Regions from separate parts of the Homo sapiens genome. Here regions 2, 3 and 4 are each linked to region 1. A link is a contact called in ENCODE Hi-C or POLR2A ChIA-PET data. All regions are on one chromosome and are shown on one strand. The core of a region is the stretch at or near the end of the contact, and the rest is flanking DNA. Distances in the headings are between cores, read along the strand shown. Region 1 holds the start of FCHSD2 (FCH and double SH3 domains 2). Region 2 holds the start of INPPL1 (inositol polyphosphate phosphatase like 1). Region 3 holds the start of UCP2 (uncoupling protein 2). Region 4 holds the start of PDE2A-AS2 (PDE2A antisense RNA 2).

Region 1 (4,766 bases), core at 928-3,427:
CCCCCAGGCTGGAGTGCAGTGGTGCCATCTCTGCTCACTGCAAGCTCCACCTCCCGGGTTCACGCTATTCTCCTGCCTCAGCCTCCTGAGTAGCTGGGACTACAGGCACCCGCCATCACGTCTGGCTAATTTTTTGTATTTTTAGTAGAGACGGGGTTTCACCGTGTTAGCCAGGATGGCCTCGATCTCTTGACCTTGTGATCTGGCCACCTCGGCCTCCCAAAGTGCTGGGATTACAGGCGTGAGCCACCGCGCCTGGCCTCAATAAGCACTTATTAAGCACTACATGCCAGGCCCTGTGGTAGGAGAAATTCTATTTAATACAGTAAGCCTATGAGGCTAGCATTATACCTCCATTTTACAAGTGAGGAAACAAGGCTGAAATAAGTGAATTGACTAGCTCAACGCTTCACAATAAATTGGTGGTGGAGCTGAGACTGGAGCCCAGCCTACGCTACCTATGGCCTGGGCTCTAGCTGCCACCCCGCAGCTGTCAGGGCCCTGGGCCTCCATCCACCTGTCCCCTTGCCCCAGGCCTTCCCTGATTTGATTAAGGATTCTGGTGAAGGGCTAACTTTTGAAGCCAGAAAAAGCAAGACTAGTCTCCTAGTTCATACACAGCTCTAGATTAATCTTATTCAAAACACAGCTCTGTCACTTTTCTGTACAAGAATCTAGTCTAACTCAATGTAAACAACCTGGGTTGAAGTTCCACCTTTTCAATTTCTGGTCATGTGGTCATCTGGGAAGTTACTCGTCTATCCAGGCCTCATTCACCTTCCTCTTAGGCCTGACTGCACTTCTGAGAACAGCTGTCTGGGATCTCAACTTCTGAAAAAACGGTGGAGTAATCCAGCTCAGCCTCCACACAGCCCCGTGACTCAAAAAAAAAAAAAAAACCTCCCTGGGCATGGGGAAGAGGTATTCCTCTTCTGAGGACCCCAAGGGAGGTCGATAAACTCCCCCGTAGATGGTCTGAACAGAGCAGGAAGGTTCATGTGTGGTGGTGGGGTGCACTGCTTAGATAAGCACCCTCACTGGCAGATAAGGAAGCCGAGCTCACCTAGCCTGTTAAGGAGCAGGCAAAGTGGACTGGCACCCAGAGATCCTGACTCCCAGACAAGGGCTTCCTCTATGGCCTCTCCTGCCTCTTCTACTTTTCCTCGTGCTTATTATCCTGCACCTGTTTCTTTTTTAAAATAACCCATAGAACACTTCCTGACGCAGATTCTAGTCCTGCTGTGTAACCTTTAGAAAGGCTTCCCTCTATGGGCACTTGCCTCCCCGTCTGTGAAACGGGGGCCTCGGCCTTAACGTTCTCTTGGCTCCCTCTCAGCGGAGTCAGTGATGTTTGACTTGAATGCCCTGCAGTAGAGTGCCGCCGTTTCCTTTGCAGAGCAACTGCCTTTCCGCCCTACAATCGCAATGGCCTGGCACCTGCGGCCAGCCGCAAAGCGACTTGTCCTTGCTCGCCTCTCTCGCGCACATCTAGCTGGTAGGGAGAGTAGGGTGTTGAGGGGCTGAGAGGAAGAAAACGCCGGAATTCTCGTATCCCACAGGCATGCTGCGCCCCCCTCCCCACTGCAAACGTTTCCCTGCGAGCGTCGTCCCCCGCGCCCCCCGACACACACACACACACACACACACACACACACACACACACACACACACACACACACACACGCAAAGGCAGGCAGGAGGCGGGGGCGGCCTGTGCGCGTGCGTCGGCGCGGAGCCCTCTCCCGCCCACGTGCGCGCCCCCGAGCGGAGACGCGCGCGCCGGGGCGAGCTGGCGGGAAAGCGCGCGGGAAGCCCCCGGCTGGCTCCCAGCGTGGGGGAGGGAGGGCAGGAGGCGTCTGGAACGTGCCACTCTCGGAGAGAAAGGGGGGATTTTCGCGTGGCGCTGGCGTTTCTACACCTCCCACCCACCGACCAATCCGTTAGCTTCCCCCTTCCCCTGCCGCGGTACGAAGCCCCGTGCCGTGGCCTAGCTCCCTCCTGGCAGCCCGGACCGGCCCCTCGAACCCCGCTCTGGACAGAGCGGTTCCCTCAGCATCCGGAGCGGGGCGCTGCGCCGCGCGGCGAGGCCGGAAATTCCCGCGGCCTGAGTGGTGGAGCCCTAGCGGGGAGAGCGGCGCCACCTTCCTCCTCCCGGGCGGGCGGGGGCGTTAGGCCCAGCGAGGGCCGGGCCGCCTGAGTGGGTGGGGTGGGGGCCGCTGCGTCCGCCGGGAGCGGCGGCGCAGGCGGCCGACCGGGAGCGCGGACAACGCGGCTGCGGCTAACCCGCCGCCCGGCCGGCTGAGACCCTCGCGCCCCTGCTCCTGGGGCCCCCGCCCCCTCGCCGTCTCCGCCTCCTTCCTCACACACCCCCGGGCCGCCCGGGCCGCCCGGGCCCCAAGCCTTCCCGGTGCTCCTCCCTCGTCTCCTCACACTCGCTCTCTGGCTGGGGTCCGCCTGCCGCCCGCTGGCCTGCTCCCTCCGGGGCAAGTCTTGCTTCTTAAGCGCTCCTTTCACACACGCGCGCGCTCGCTGGGCCGTCCCCTCCTCTCCGGCCCTCCTCCTCCTCCTGGTCCTTGCTAACGCTGCCGTCGGGGAGGATTGATGTCCCTTCAGCATCATGCAGCCGCCGCCGAGGAAGGTAAGGGCGCAGCTGGGGGGCTTTGGGGTTCGGAGAGATGCGTACGCGGAACGCGGCTGGGGCGACCGCTGCGCCCCTTCCCCCTCCCGCAAGGGGCCGTGACCGCCCTCGTCTTGGGCTTGTCACCGACTTGCCGCCGGCTCCAGGTGGGGGGCGCGCGTGTGAGTTGCCTTTCCGACAGAGGGGCCGCCGGGGCTCGTCCGTCCTCTAACGCAGGAGACCCCCAGACATTTCACAAGAGTTTCGGGTGTGCATTTGTGTGTGTGCGCGCGCATGGCAATGCTGCCCGCTGCAAAGTGCATTCTCGGGGCTGCACCGAGGGGGAGGCGGGGACGCCCCTGCAGCTTTGCAGAGCCTTGTGCGTGTGTGATTGTTTAGTCTGCACCAGCTTTGAGCCCTCCAGCCGCTTGTCGCCAGCCCCGCCCGTTTGCAAATTTGCGGGGGATTTGTTTCTAGCCTAGCCTTAGGGTTTGGCCTGCTTTTCCCACGGGGCGGCCGAAAAGAAGTTGGAATAGTCACCGCCTCCCCACCCCAAGGGAAAACAAATTAAGGATTGACGGGTCCTGCCTCGTCCCCGGCTGAGGGGCGAGGAGGCTGTCGTGCTGTCTTCAGAAAAGCGAGGACCGGGCCCGGGAGGTGCGTGGGGTGTGCACTGCGATCCGGGGTTGGATGACCAGGGTGGGAGTGACGGATGCACCCGGCTTGTCATCAGTCTCCCCGCTGCGCCCTTCCCCAGCTTTCCCAGGGGCCGAGGCTGTGTCCTTGTCTTTTTAATCCTACAGATGGATACTGAATGTCTACTCTGGGCACTGGGTGGATGAGGCCGTTCTGTCCTCCCCTCGTGGGCAAACATTTGCCTAACGCCTAACTCACCCGTGTCTGCTGCCGCTGCTTTCTCTCTTTCCTAATCCGGGTTTCTCCATTTAAGTGAGTCCTTTTCTTTCGAACATGTACCCCCACCCCTCCGGGTGGTCCCACTGCTGAGGCCGAGATTCCAGACTGACCGTTAACTTCGAACCCTGGGGCCCCGGCCTGGCGGGCGAGGCTCTCTGGCCAGCAGGCATTTGCTGTTCTCCGCTGTTTGAAGTGGAGCCTCCACGGGGATCGGCTTCCCGGGGTAGTTTAAAAGCACTGCATATGCTGGAAGGTCACTTTTGCTTTCTCCTTTGTGAGAAAGAGATTGTGATTTGATGCGCTGTCAGCAAGTCGAGGGCATCATTCTGAGACAGTGTGCTTTTTCGCAGCCATTATGGAGTAATTTATGTAGTCGATTCAGGCATATTATCATGATTGTGTAAATATTGGTCATTGGGTATCAGGCACTCTTAGGCTCCCAGCCCCCATCCACACTCTGCTCACCTCTCCTGGTGGTTAATGTCTTTGAATCTTTTTTAGAAATAGAAGACAGGCTCTTTTAAAACTGTAGGAAGACCTAGACGTGGATTGAGCTTGTGCATGAAATGGAATGACTGGCAGTTTATTTTGCACGTCTTTAGTTTGTAATATTTATAGTCGTGTATTTTCATTTAACCTCTGTTCAGGCTATTTGGCTTTAATTTTTCATTAAATAAGTATCTTCAATAAATAAAACTAGATGGCGAATATTGGATTTATGGCCTTCAGGGGAGAGGCGAGCAAGAGACATATTCTGACAGATGTATTTTCCTGAAGCAATTTTTTTGGGTTAAATTTGTAAAAAGACCTTCATAAATATATGGTATATTTTAGGTGAAAGTTACACAAGAACTGAAAAACATTCAAGTTGAGCAGATGACAAAACTTCAAGCCAAACATCAAGCAGAATGTGATTTGCTTGAAGATATGAGGTAAGGCTATAGTAAATAGTTCAAGGACTTCTGTTTGTCTGTTTCAAAGAACCTTTGAGTTACCAAGCCCCAGGAACTGATGATGGAATTTCCTTTTGGATTTCCTGCTTTAAGGCTGTTAGAACTTTGACTCAGCTGGAAATTAGAACTGGAACTAACACAATACAAACTTTTTCCTTCAGTGGGGGACCTATAATGCACACATAGTATTCAGAAAAAACAAGGACCTTAAAAGTCTTACTAGTCAAATTATAATAATTAAAGATTCTTGTTTAAATAATCTTTCCACGGAATTGTAACAA
Region 2 (4,766 bases), core at 2,267-4,766, 920 kb after region 1:
GGTCAGGGGTCAGGGGCCCAAGCTCCTACCTGCACAGCCAAGAAATCTTCTCCATCAGGCAGAATGCGATACGTGTGCACATGCTTCTGATACCTGATGCCAAGGCAGGGCCAGAATCTGTCACCCCCAGGCTGGGGTCTAAGACCCAAAGCACCCCTTCCTCCTGCCAGCAAGCTCAGCACCCCAACCCCCTCAGCTTGGTTTCCCTAAAACCACCTGCCCAGGCTGCACAGGGTTAATGATGTGGCCGGTCCACTTCCACCCTCCTGGTGTTGCCTATTGGGCAGGAATGACCAGAACACCCCCGTCTCCCCACCAGACCTACACAGACTCCACACCCACCACAGGGCAGGGCCTGAGAAGCAACAGGGAGCTCTTTTGTGGCCTCCACAGCTGTCTAAACAGCCCCTCTGGGCTGTGGTACCAGTCTGGGCTCCCCGCCAGAGTAAGAGTCTTCAGAAGCCTGGTTAGCCCATTTGCACACACGGGCAACGTGCTAACACGTGTGTATGCCTCCTGTGTTTATGCTGCTCTCTGGCTCTGCTGGAGTCGGGTATGTCTAGGGCACTTGTGCCGAGGAGTGTGGGGGCATCACCCTAGGCCTTCCCACCAAAGAGGGCCCCCATGGGAGACCTGGGCCTCTAGGAGCCCCAAGCCAAGGAGGGGCAAGAGGGGTGCTGACAGACAGGAGCCGCAGTTGAGCAGGTGGCAGCTGAGCCAGGTGCACAATCAGCGGGGGATGGAAGATCCTCTGCCTCCGCACCTCAGGGCATGCTTCCCCAAGGAGTCACCCAGGAGTCACCCTAGGTGACTCTCCTGGCTGCTTATGCTGGGTGAGTGTCTGTCACCAGGTGTTCCTTTGTAGACTATTACAAACACTATCTGTGTTTATTACAATAGCATACCATTAACTGAATCCTATCTGTGACACGCTGGGTACCCAGTGTCCTATAAATCTTACTTAATTCTCACACTTCTAAACAGATATTATTATCCCCATTCTCCAGCTGAGGAAACAGGCTCAAAGAATAAAAGTGATTTTCCTAAGGCCACAGAGTAAGTAAAAGGTGGAGTTGGGATTTTAAACCATGGCAGAAGCCAGGGCCAGTATCCTAGCTTGCTGGTCAGATTGCCTGTGCCTGCTGGGGCAGGGGCGTGTCTTGCATGTTATCCATGAACACCCGGAATGTATACAGGTAAGCAAGTATGTGTGTATTTGGCAAATCTAAGATATTGCCCACGTCTGATCGCCCACGTCTGATCCTTACCCCCAGGCTCTTGAGATGCGGGGAAGAGCCAGAGTCAGCTGGCAAACCTGAAGCCCCCACTCACAGACAGACCCCTCACCCCATTCACAGCCTCCCTTGGCAATGAGGCCAGGATTCTCCCCCTCCTGGGACAATAATGTTCCTCACCCAGACACAGGCCCCAGCTGTCCCCCTCCCACTCAACAGCTGACCCAGCACCTGCCTCCCTCCCCAGCCTAATTAGGGGGTATGCCTCAGAGGGGGCTGGGAAGCAGGACTTGGGGATATTCATCTGCCTAGTCTGTCCCTCCTTAGTCTCCCCCTACTGGGCCTCAGACTTGAGGCCTAAGCTAAGACTTATAGGGCCCCTTCCTTGTTGGGTCAATTGCCTAGGCTAGAGTTTTTCAACCTCCATACCACTGACATTTTGGATTGCACAGTTCTTTGTTGTGGGGGACTCTCTTGTGCACTGTAGAATGTTTAGCAGTATCCCCGGCTTCTACCCACTAGATGTCAATAGCACCATCCCAGTTGTGACAATTAAAAATGTCTCCCCAGCTGGGCGAGGTGGCTCCACCTGTAATCCTAGCACTTTGAGAGGCCGGGGCAGGTGGATCACTTGAGGTCAGGAGTTCAAGACCAGCCTGGCCAATATGGTGAAACCCCATCTCTACTAAAAATACAAAAATTAGCTGGGCTTGGTGGCGAGCGCCTGTAATCCCAGCTACTGGCGAGGCAGAGGCAGAAGAATCACTTGAATCCAGGAGGCGGAGGTTGCAGTGAGCCGAGATTGCACTACTGCACTCCAGCCTGGGCAACAGAGCGAGACTCTTTCTCAAAAAAAAAAAAAAAAAAAAAGGTCTCCCCTGGTCTAGGCTAATGTGCGCCCCGACCAAAGATGTCAGGAGAACAAAGGGGTAAGGAAGGTACAGTGGGACAGGAGTTTGGGAGGGGGTTCACAGAGCTAAGAAAGATCTAAATAAAGATCTAAATAACTGATCTAAATAAAGCAGCCCCCACAGATTCCCACTCACTGGGCCCACAGAAGCCAACTCAATGTCAGACTGCAGGGCAGGAGGTACAAAGCCGCTAGAAGGCTGCAAAACCAAGAGTGCTAACTCACCCCAGCACCACTACCAACCACACTGGGCTGAAAGGCACAGCCACAGGACCTGGCCCACTCAGAGAAGCACCAAGTCTGGCTCTGCTCTCACTCAGCACTCATAGCTCAGGGCTAGGGCAGCCAGGTAACCAGGGCTCAAGCCCAGAGCCAGGGCTCAAACACTCACTCATTGGTTCAGAAATAATGGCAAGGTCCCATACAGCCTCAGCCTCTGCTTCCCCAAGCCTTCCTCTCTACACCACCCATCACCGCCCCCACCACCCATACACGGCCAGGCAGAACCCCAAAGCACCGAAAGGGGCCCTAAGGAAGCTGCCAGGCATCCCCACACACCCCGTCAGTCCCTCTGCCCCGACTCCCTCTCCTGCTCACCACTCAGTCCCTATCCAAACGGGACTGCACACAACGTGGAATGCACATCCTCTCCCCTGCTCCCTTCTACCTGGAGGATGCCTGAAGGGGTCTGCCGGGGAATGCCCGAATTTTTCGTCATCACAGTCACACTGGGCCACAGAACCCCATATTCTCTACCCTCAAGGCTCCTGAAAGTGCCCCCAGACACACAGCAGGAAGTGCCCCTGCGTCCCTCCTCAGACCCAGGAGAAAGCCAAGGCTCCCACTCTGGGGGGTGGAGGCGGGTCTGGCGTCCCACCGCCCCAGAAACCCTCACCCGGGCCCTTTCCACACCCGGCCGTGCCCGCGCTCCCGGTCCACGCCAGCCCGCAAGGAGCCCCCGCCCCACTCACAGGACGCAGAGCGCGAAGGCCCCCGCCACGCTCTCGCTGTCTCGGACCAGGAAGCTGCCATCGCGGCCCGCCCGGGCCAGCAGCTCCTCCGCGGCCGCCCGGCTCAGGTCGCGGTGGTACCAGGAGGGGGCCTGGCTGCCCAGGGCGCCCCCCGGGCCCGGCGCCCCGCAGGCCGAGGCCATGGCCCGCGCAGGGCTCAGCACCGCCCGCCCCCGCCGCCCCGCGCCATCCGCCCCGAGACGCTCAGGGCTGAGGCTGGGGCCGGGCCCGGGGCCCGGGCTTGAGGATCCGTGGGCCGGACAGAGCCGGGGATCGGGACTCAGCACTCCGCCGCGCAGGCCGCCTCGTTCACCGCGCAGCCGCCGCTGCCTGCAGCGCCGGCCTCAACTTGAAGAGAAAGAAAAGTTTGTTCAGAGGCGGCGGGGGAGGGGCAGGAGCGGAGCGCAGGGCCGGCTGCCGCCCCCTCCCCCTCCGCTCGGCCCGCAGCCCGGGCCGCCCCTGCCCCCAGCTCCTCCTGCGGGGACGGTGCCCCCACCTTCCCGAAGGGCCCGGGACCTCCCAGACCCCACAATGATCCTGCCCCCATCATTCACCCGAGGAGATCCAGTCCCCAAATCCCCATCGAAATCCGAGTCCCCCCATCCTGGCCCCGACACTTCGGGATCCAGGCACCCCCTGGAGAATTCAGCGCTTCTCAGTTCTCCCAATGATATGACCCCTAAGCCCCATAAAGGTCTGATTCCACTCCATGGCTCTTCCTCTCGTCCCCCTTACAGCTTGGCTGCATCGAGTTCCCCAAACCTGCGAAGGATCCAGGACCACCCCCTACCCATCCTCTTCCCTCCACCCAAGCGGGCGGGGCCCCCAACTCCTGCGAAATGCAGCCCCCTCTTAGATCTGAACCCCCAACTCCACGGGAACCGTCCCCCGGCAAAGCCTGCGGGGAGATTCCCTGGCTAACCAGGCTTCTGAAGATTCTTACTCTGGCGGGGGGCCCAGACGAGGTGCGACGTTCTCGAGCCTCTCACGCAGCCCCTCCCAGCCCCGCAGAGCCCTTCCCCCTCTCGGCCAAGTTCCCCAGCACCACCCCCCACACCCGCAGGCCGGGCCTTGAGGGGGTTCAGCAGTCCGAAGCCAGGAGGATCCCTGGCCCGTCTAGTAGAAAGTTCCCTCCCGGGATCCCGGCCGCCGCACGCAGACCCCCACCTCCCGGGCTGCTCCGGCGCCCCCTTCCCCGGACAGCGGCCCTGGGCTCCAGGCGGCCACTTAAGATGGCCATCCGCGCGCGCCCCCGCCCTCCGCGCCGCCCGCCCCGCCCCGCGCCGCCCCGGGGAGCCGGGGGCAGCACCGCGCCTCGCCTCACCCCGCCCCGCGCCTCGGTCCCGGAGCCGCTGGCCCACTGGGTGACCTCGGGCAAGTCGCGGCGCGGGGTTGAGCGTCGGCTTCCCGCTCTGGAAAATGGGGATCCTGTGGCGAGGGCCGGCTCTGGGGGCCGAGCTCGTACCGCGCTCGGCACCGGGCCTGGCGCCCAGCCCGCGCTCCCGAACGGCGGCTATTTTTATTATTAATTAAGGAGAAACGAAGGTGACAGCTGTGTAAACTGTAAAGCGCGGCTGCGGAACGAACGGGTATTATTAGCACTCGCCCCCG
Region 3 (4,766 bases), core at 184-2,683, 840 kb before region 1:
AGCAATCTCACAGCAAATTTGCCGAGCCTCTCCGGAATGCACAGCCAGACAGAGCTCAGCGCAAAAGCTAGAGAACCTGGCGGAGGGAGACTCACAGTGCCACAAAAAAACTTTATCTTTTCTTTTTTTTTTTCTTTTCTTTCTTTCTCTTTCTTTCTTGTCTTTCTGTCTTTCCTCTCTCTCTCTCTGTCTTTCTTTCCTCTCTTTCTTTCTTTTTTCCTACATGGCAAGATCTCCTCATGGCAGAAATAATCTGCCTTGACTTCTGTTTCCACGCTGCTTCTGCCAGGACCATGCGCTCGGCGTGTTTTTCTTTCCGCTATAATTATCCAGGCCCATCCCAGCTCTGGTCCCCTCAGCTGTTCCCTGGCAGTCCCTTCTGCTGGTGAAAACACATATGGCGCCGGCCTGACCAGGGTGTAAGTGTGTGAATATCAGGAAGATGACTGAACGTCTTTGGGACTCCGTTTCCTCATTGTAAAATGGAGGTTAATACCAGCCTTCTTCTACTCCCCAAACGCACGTGTTTGTCCCGGCCAGAGGGCCCAATTGTTGGCTGTTCACGCGTCAGTTACCCCCACAGGACGGGTCAGCCAATTAAAGGCGAACCAGGCCCGGTCCATCTCCTGACGCCTTTTCTCATCCCAGGGCTGGACAGGCAGCTGGCCTGGGCCCGGCTCTGCCTTGTCACGTGCGGGGGCCGGCCCGTTTGCTTGTCTGTGTGTAGGAGCGTGAGGTCACGCTGGGTGCTCCCGCCCCGCCGGGGCCTTTAGTGTCCTGGTCCCTAAACGCCAGGCCGCTCCACCGGGGGAGAAGGCGCGAACCCCAGCCGAGCCCAACGGCTGTTGTCGGTTGCCGGGCCACCTGTTGCTGCAGTTCTGATTGGTTCCTTCCCCCGACAACGCGGCGGCTGTAACCAATCGACAGCGAGGCCGGTCGCGAGGCCCCAGTCCCGCCCTGCAGGAGCCAGCCGCGCGCTCGCTCGCAGGAGGGTGGGTAGTTTGCCCAGCGTAGGGGGGCTGGGCCCATAAAAGAGGAAGTGCACTTAAGACACGGCCCCGCTGGACGCTGTTAGAAACCGTCCTGGCTGGGAAGGCAAGAGGTGTGTGACTGGACAAGACTTGTTTCTGGCGGTCAGTCTTGCCATCCTCACAGAGGTTGGCGGCCCGAGAGAGTGTGAGGCAGAGGCGGGGAGTGGCAAGGGAGTGACCATCTCGGGGAACGAAGGAGTAAACGCGGTGATGGGACGCACGGAAACGGGAGTGGAGAAAGTCATGGAGAGAACCCTAGGCGGGGCGGTCCCCGCGGAAAGGCGGCTGCTCCAGGGTCTCCGCACCCAAGTAGGAGCTGGCAGGCCCGGCCCCGCCCCGCAGGCCCCACCCCGGGCCCCGCCCCCGAGGCTTAAGCCGCGCCGCCGCCTGCGCGGAGCCCCACTGCGAAGCCCAGCTGCGCGCGCCTTGGGATTGACTGTCCACGCTCGCCCGGCTCGTCCGACGCGCCCTCCGCCAGCCGACAGACACAGCCGCACGCACTGCCGTGTTCTCCCTGCGGCTCGGTGAGCCTGGCCCCAGCCCTGCGCCCTTTGCGCCCCCCACGCTTGTTCTGCGTGCGCTGCCCGCTCTTCCATTTACCTTCTCTCCCACCCAAGTTTGTACTCTTTTCTTTCTCTCGGTTTTATTTTTTGTTTTTGTTTGTTTGTTTGAGACAGGCTTTCGCTCTGTCTCCCAGGCTGGAGTGCAGTGGCGCGATCTCGGCTCACTGCAGCCTCCACCTCCCAGGTTCAAGCGATCCGCCTGCCGAGTAGCTGGGATTACAGGCGCCCGCCACCACGCCTGGCTAATTTTTGTGTTTTGTAGAGATGGGGTTTCGCCATGTTGGCCAGGCTGGCCTCGAACTGCTGAGCTCAAGCAATCCGCCCGCCTCGGCCTCACAAAGTCCTAGAATTTTAGGCATGAGCCTCCGGGTCCGGCCTGTGCTAATCCTTTCTGTCCTTGGTTCTTTATTTCTCTTCTCTCTTTTTCTTAGTCCCTTTTGTTCTTTCCCTCTCCCGTTCAGTTGGCTGTCGTTTGAGCCTCCACCTTTTCACTCCCTCCTTTCCACCACGATGCCGAGCCCTGCCTTGGATGGGGACCATCAGCGATGACCACAATGACCTCTCCCTTACCAGGCAGCTCCAGGCAGTGTTCCTGCACCGCCTTTCCCAGGGCTTGGGGGCTTTTTCTAGTGGGCTTTGAGCTGCTCAATCTGGCCTCTGCAGGGCCGGCTCCCAGCCCTTCCAACCTCCTCACAGCCCGACCTGGGACCTAGCCAATTCCCGGAGAGTCTCTGTCCCATCGTGACCCCCTCACAACTCTCCCACTCACCAAAGTCTGATGACTGTGCTAGGGGGTGCTTATATAGAGTACTGAGTGTTACAAAAGCAGAAGTCTGGATGAGAACCAATTTGTGATATTAAGCAGGTGGGGTGGGGGTGGGGAGTGTACCTAGGTTCATTTTCCGCCCTGCTTTTCCCCTTTCCAGTGTGTGCACTTAACCAGTCCCTGGGCCCTGTTCCCCATCCCCCTCCAAGGCATGGATTGGGTGGGCTTGTGTGTCTTGGGGCAGGTGGCCCTTTCTAAACTCTCTGCCTTTGCTCACCCACAGGACACATAGTATGACCATTAGGTGTTTCGTCTCCCACCCATTTTCTATGGAAAACCAAGGGGATCGGGCCATGATAGCCACTGGCAGCTTTGAAGAACGGGACACCTTTAGAGAAGCTTGATCTTGGAGGCCTCACCGTGAGACCTTACAAAGCCGGGTAAGAGTCCAGTCCAAGGAAGAGGTCTCTTGCTGCCTCCTAACCCTGTGGTCTAGGGGCAGGAGTCAGCAGGGCATTAACAAAAATAATTACCATCCCCACCCCCGACAGTGAAGTGGCTCTTTCCAGTTCACAGAGCACTCTCACACCTCCCCGCTCTCATTCTGGCCCTTCAGCTGACTCGGACAAGCCAAGGATCTTGGTCCCCATTTTATAAAGGAGAAAACTGAGGCCCACGTGTAACAGTGATTGGCCCCAAGTCATCCCGGGAGCCAGCAGAAGAGCTAGGACAGGAACCTATTGTTCTAACTTCATATTGATGCTAGCTTTTGACTATCCCTGAAACCGAGATTGGTAATCAGCCCGGCTCTGAAACTGGTTATTTGCTGGGGACTGTAAAATAGGATTAACTATTTCTAGTCCTGCATTTTAATTGCTGTTAGTAGGGCCATCTTACCCACCCTCTGAAGGACCTGACTTGGCAAGCCCAAGGCAACATTCAGAATATGGCAGCTGAACCTCTGTGCACTTGTCTTTGGGCAGCAGCTGGGTCTTATTCTTCTCTGGCCTTCACAACATCCTGCAACCCAGCTCAAGGTCAGGAATGTGACAGACTCATGTCATCATATCTCTGATGCCCAGAGAAGGGATACCATTTGCCTGAGCCTTCTCAGTACTGTTTAATCAGCCTGTGAGAACTTTCCTTGTGAAAGGCCCTGTCTGTGCCTGGGGCTGATAAAACAGCAAGAACGAACTGAGGAGCTGGGCAGCAGTGCAAAGCAAATACTACCAGCTTTGGTGCCTGTAAGTGTGGCTCTTACTCATCTCACATGGAAATAAGGGCAGCCACCTTGCAGGGCTGCTCTGAGGATTGAGCTAATACAGTGCCCTGGGCGTTGGGGTGGGGAAAGTTGTGGAGCACCTCCTGGGGGAAGGGGGTGTCAGAGCAGGGAATCTGGGGAGTCCGAGGGCACCTTCATCAACCCAATCTGTCATTTGAGCACCAGTCTTCACTGAGCCTCGTGGGCAAGCTGGAGGGAAACAGGAATAAGGTCAGGCCCTGTTCTATAGGTCCCAGTGTAGTTGCTATGGTGAGTATCTTCATTTCCCTGCTTGCCCCAGCCACCTGGAGTGAGAAGCCCAAGAGGAAGCTGGGTGAGCTGTTTGTTTCCATGGGTCTCTGTGTTCACAGCTGACTCCCTTCACCAGCCAGCCCTTTCACCTGAGCCCCAGCAACAAAGGCAGTCAGGCGGGGCTCAAAGCAGCTGCTCCAATGAAGTCAAAGAAATAAGCTCAGGGGAAGAAGCAGGTCACCCTCCCCCACTAGGGTGCTGGGCTCACTTCCTCCTGGGGCAGTGGAGGAGGGTGTGGTTCCAACTCAGAACAAAATGGGGCTTTTGGTTTACTTTATCACTCTTCACAGCTCTGACCTGGACCCCTCATCCCTGCCTGTCTTGTGGTGTAAGTGCGGATCCCCCTAAGTTGGAGGAAAGGAAACTGGCCCAAACAAAAAGGAGAGCAGTTTTCTCTGCATCACATGGTAGGCCAGGAGGAGTCTAATGCCCCAGAGTTTACTCTCAGCCCCCAAAATCACCTAGCTAAATGTTACCTTATCTAAGAAGTCCTTAGGTTTTTTGGGGTTTGTTTTTTTTTTTTTTGAGACAAGGTCTCACTCTCTCACCCAGACTGGAGCACAGTGGCACAATCACAGCTCACTGCAGCCTCAACCTCCTGGGCTCAAGCAATCGTCCCAAGTAGCTGGGACTATAGGCCTGCACCACCATGTCCAGCTAATTTATTTTTATTTATATTTTTTAGACAGGGTCTCATTATGTTGCCCTGGCTGGTCTTGAACTCCTGGGTTCAAGCAGTCCTCCCACCTCTGCCTCCCAAAGTGCTAGGTTTTTTTTTGTTTGTTTGTCTGTTTTTTGAAACAGAGTCTTGCTCTGTCGCCTAGGCTGGAGTG
Region 4 (3,790 bases), core at 10-2,509, 560 kb after region 1:
GTTCAATTTGGGCACTACAGCAACACCTAGGCAGCTAGAGCTGGCGTGAAGGCGGCTGAGACACTCAGGAGACTCCTCACCTGCACCGGGGCTATTCCCTCACTCCTTCACTTAGTAGCCAAATGATATAATTAGACACTGACAGTTTCTGGCTTGTCCAGTGAGCCCTAGGGAAGGAAGGAGAAGACCCGGGTGCTGTTGGAGGCAGGAGGTTGGATAGGGTGACCCCTACACCCCGACCCCCCTATGATCTCCATTTCCTTCATTCCAGGCTCTTCTCCAAGTGGCAAAGAACCTCTTCACCCACCTGGGTGAGTGCACTGTTCTCTCTGCCTGGCTGTGTGTGGGCATGGGGGCTGGCATTTGCAGAGGAGAGGCGGGAGGTCTTGGCAGCCTGGTCTCACCCTGCCTGGTCTTCTCCCTTCCCCAGATGACGTCTCTGTCCTGCTCCAGGAGATCATCACGGAGGCCAGAAACCTCAGCAACGCAGAGATGTGAGTGACTCTACCCAGGGGACAGGGCGAGAGAGGCTGTGGCCTTCAGTCCCCATCATCTCCTTTCCTGCCCCACCCACTTCCCTTTCTCTGCCTTCTGCGGGACTTCATCACCTTTTGAGGGATCCTTTATTTCATGCCTGTCTCCCTCGCTAGACTGTAGGCTCCAATACAGCAGGGACAGGGCTGGCTTTGGATCCTCAGCTCCTATCACAGTGCCTGGCACATAGTAGGTGCTTCCAAAAAAAAAAAAAAACAAAACACTTGAATGGACACGTTTCTGGAGCCAGCCAGCCCTGAGCAGAGTGTCTTACCTTGGAGCACTCCTCCCAGGCCTCGGAAATCCGGCCTTTGCCTCCTTATGGGACGTGAGGGCGATCAGAGGGGGTTGTCAGGCCCCAGAGGACCAAACCCCTCCCTCCACAGCTGCTCTGTGTTCCTGCTGGATCAGAATGAGCTGGTGGCCAAGGTGTTCGACGGGGGCGTGGTGGATGATGAGGTGAGAGGGTGTGGAGGGAGTATGTGGCCCTAGGGGTGTCCGGGAGTCCGCCGGCGGCGCTGGGGAGCGGCCCGAGGTTTAACAGTCCCCTCTGTGGCCGGGTCACTAACTTCTTCCTCTCGACTCCATCTCTGCTCCGGCAGAGCTATGAGATCCGCATCCCGGCCGATCAGGGCATCGCGGGACACGTGGCGACCACGGGCCAGATCCTGAACATCCCTGACGCATATGCCCATCCGCTTTTCTACCGCGGCGTGGACGACAGCACCGGCTTCCGCACGCGCAACATCCTCTGCTTCCCCATCAAGAACGAGAACCAGGGTGCGCGTGGCGGCCCGGGCGGAGGGGCGGGGCCTGCGCCGGGCGGGGCGGGTCCGAGCGAGCGGGGGTGGCAACACTTCCCCACCGCCTCCAGCGTCCCGGAGCATAAGGGAGTCGGGTTCCATGCCTGGGACGTACGTAACCTGCGGAAACTGCGAGGGCAGGTCCCGGCCGGATCCCTCCCTCCAACCGATCCCTCCCTCCACCGGTGGTTCCTTGCCCCTCTCCCTTCCCCAGAGGTCATCGGTGTGGCCGAGCTGGTGAACAAGATCAATGGGCCATGGTTCAGCAAGTTCGACGAGGACCTGGCGACGGCCTTCTCCATCTACTGCGGCATCAGCATCGCCCATGTGAGGGCGGGGTTGGGAGTGGGGTGTGGGGTGATAGGGGGCGGGGCCCACGAAGGACCCTCGGTTCTCCTCCTCCGACTGACTCTCCTTGTGGATTGATCCCTTGGTCTGGCACTCAGAGTCCCGCCGCTGGGGTGCAGCCTTCAGGACACGCTGGCCACCTCTGGGCTCAGTTTCCCATCTAAAAATTGGGCATACGATTTCCTGCCCTGTCCACTCAGCCTCCTGGGACCATGAGAAACTCCCGTTGTCAAAACCTCCTCTCTTCCCTGGAAGCAGTCTCAACCCAAGCCGAGTGCTTTTTTGGAAGTGCTGGGTCTCGGTGTCCAGGCCTACTGGCGCTCTGGCCTGGGAATCCAGCCCCAAGGTCCCTGACATGATCCCCTCCTTGCTTCTCCTTCCCTGCCATGGGCCTTGGGCTCCATCACTGAAGCCTGGATCAGGTGTGGGGGAGTGCAAAGGGCCAGACCAAATGCTGGGAGAACTTGATGAGGAGGAACCGGCGCGGGGTCTGGATGAAAGTGGGGGTGGGGTCTTTACTGTGGACTGGAGCTTGAAGGTTTTGACTGGGGCCAGAATGGGACAGGAAGTGGGGTGTCTTTTTGACCCCTTCATCCCAGTCCTGGGCATTGCTAAATTTTCACAGCCACCTTCCTTGAGCCCCATCTTTCCCTCTTTCCCCTAGTCTCTCCTATACAAAAAAGTGAATGAGGCTCAGTATCGCAGCCACCTGGCCAATGAGATGATGATGTACCACATGAAGGTGAGGCTTGCAGAGACCTCTGGTCCTCCTCCCAGATTCCCCGGGGACCCAGGGCCAGGCAGGGCTTCCTGATCAATCTCTACTGAGGATGAGAGGATAGGCCCAGAGCCACAGCAGGCCTCCTGCCCTCCTTAGGGGCAGCTCCCACCCCTGCTTAGAGACCTCTCCTCCAAGCTGCTTCTGAGCTCAGTCCCAAGGCTGGAAGTAGCCAGAGGAACCAGCCCAGGGAGTAATTGGTTCAGCCAGGTATTCCCCATGTTCAGGGAATAATTCCCATCTTGGGAATTACTGAGGGCTAGGAAGCTCACCCAGGACCCGTCCCCATGGCTTCCCTAGGTACAATGCCCATGCAGCCCTGGGCAGTCTTAATTGCTGATAATCTATCCCATTCCCTACCCTGGGTCACAAAAGCTGGCTTAGTTCCATGTATATGGTAGTCGCTGTTCATTTGGACATTTCCTCTCACCTGTGTCCAAACCAGAGAGGCCCAGACCTTGTGAGTTGGATCAAAACTGTAGTAGGAAGAGTTAAGGTTAGAGAGTAGAAAGGTCTCCACAAAAGGAGGACTGCTACAGTTACTGTGTATGAAATGCTGCCATGGTTAGGGGGTGTCATGAAGGGGTGTTGTCGATCTTTGCCAAGGTTATGCTGTTACAGATAAAGGGTGGTCACCTGCAGGGAGGCGCGCGGGGTGGGCTGCAGGGCTGTGAGGGGAGGGTGGTGATTTCCTGCCCAGTTACAGTCCACAGCGTGGTGGCCCAACTGTGGTACATTCTGGGTGACGGATCCCCCACCTGCCATGGGAATTTGAGGGTGAAGACACCAGATGGGGTGAAGGCTGTCTTCTAATGCTCTGGCTGGTCTCCTCTAGGTCTCCGATGATGAGTATACCAAACTTCTCCATGATGGGATCCAGCCTGTGGCTGCCATTGACTCCAATTTTGCAAGTTTCACCTATACCCCTCGTTCCCTGCCCGAGGATGACACGTCCATGGTGAGTTGCTCTCCTCCACTTGACTGGCCAGGCCGAAGGTATGTAGCCAGAGGCTTAAGTTAAATGCGCATCAAGAACTTCCTGGGAAGACAGAGTCATCAAGGAAGGCTGTGGAGGGTCCCTCAGAGATGGAGGGGCTTGTAGTCTGCCATCAGGAAGCCATAGGGCCTGCCCAGGGGCTAGAGGCTGGACTGGATGATCCCAAGGGCTGCTCTTGGACCAACCATGCCCAGGGCATGTGACCTCAGGGTTTGCATCCCTCCCAACCCTGTTTTTCTAACATTTTGTGTGGGCTTGGTTTCAAGAGTTCTTAGTTCTTAGATCTCTAAAAATGCATAGCTCCGAGAACGGTTGCTTCAACTATTTTGT

Evidence for each region. Hi-C counts contacts between places; a loop is a spot of excess contacts on that map. ChIA-PET counts read pairs that join two places held with the same protein, here RNA polymerase II (POLR2A). Pooled maps may share reads with other maps.
Region 2: a loop to region 1 is called in a map of gastrocnemius medialis, with 26 times the contacts of the local background. The contact joins the promoter of INPPL1 here to the promoter of FCHSD2 in region 1. A Hi-C loop is called at or near these places in 4 of 168 maps with a recorded cell type or tissue (CD4-positive, alpha-beta T cell, OCI-LY7, gastrocnemius medialis and 1 more), 2 of 37 single-sample maps with no recorded cell type and 12 of 50 pooled maps.
Region 3: a pooled map shows a loop between it and region 1 (5-fold over the local background). The contact joins the promoter of UCP2 here to the promoter of FCHSD2 in region 1. A Hi-C loop is called at or near these places in 1 of 168 maps with a recorded cell type or tissue (OCI-LY7), 7 of 37 single-sample maps with no recorded cell type and 10 of 50 pooled maps. POLR2A ChIA-PET finds 5 or more read pairs at or near these places in 2 of 52 experiments (GM12878 and K562).
Region 4: a pooled map shows a loop between it and region 1 (4-fold over the local background). The contact joins the promoter of PDE2A-AS2 here to the promoter of FCHSD2 in region 1. A Hi-C loop is called at or near these places in 1 of 50 pooled maps. POLR2A ChIA-PET finds 5 or more read pairs at or near these places in 2 of 52 experiments (A673 and T-cell).

What each region holds. Positions count from the first base shown.
Region 1 is chr11:73,139,729-73,144,494 of GRCh38, reverse strand. FCHSD2 (FCH and double SH3 domains 2) reads left to right here and starts at 2,177. Exons shown (of 20, transcript NM_014824.3): 1 at 2,177-2,638; 2 at 4,367-4,464. The coding sequence starts at 2,618. RefSeq lists enhancers at 1,029-1,168, 1,249-1,358, 3,229-3,458, 2,958-3,579, 3,679-3,728 and 1 more and silencers at 1,589-1,968, 2,129-2,508, 2,909-3,048.
Region 2 is chr11:72,223,517-72,228,282 of GRCh38, reverse strand. INPPL1 (inositol polyphosphate phosphatase like 1) reads right to left here and starts at 3,516. Exons shown (of 28, transcript NM_001567.4): 1 at 3,117-3,516; 2 at 30-93. The coding sequence starts at 3,298. RefSeq lists an enhancer at 1,266-1,625 and silencers at 3,031-3,240, 3,251-3,610, 4,161-4,560.
Region 3 is chr11:73,979,510-73,984,275 of GRCh38, reverse strand. It overlaps UCP2 (uncoupling protein 2), which reads left to right and starts at 1,433. Exons shown (of 8, transcript NM_003355.3): 1 at 1,433-1,555; 2 at 2,644-2,800. RefSeq lists enhancers at 96-596, 3,848-3,907 and silencers at 853-1,012, 1,313-1,522.
Region 4 is chr11:72,582,075-72,585,864 of GRCh38, reverse strand. PDE2A-AS2 (PDE2A antisense RNA 2) reads right to left here and starts at 1,259. Exons shown (of 2, transcript XR_001748291.2): 1 at 809-1,259. PDE2A (phosphodiesterase 2A) reads left to right here. Exons shown (of 31, transcript NM_002599.5): 15 at 272-311; 16 at 431-494; 17 at 921-993; 18 at 1,137-1,314; 19 at 1,552-1,664; 20 at 2,350-2,427; 21 at 3,299-3,421. RefSeq lists silencers at 1-88, 1,319-1,428 and enhancers at 531-1,052, 1,053-1,576.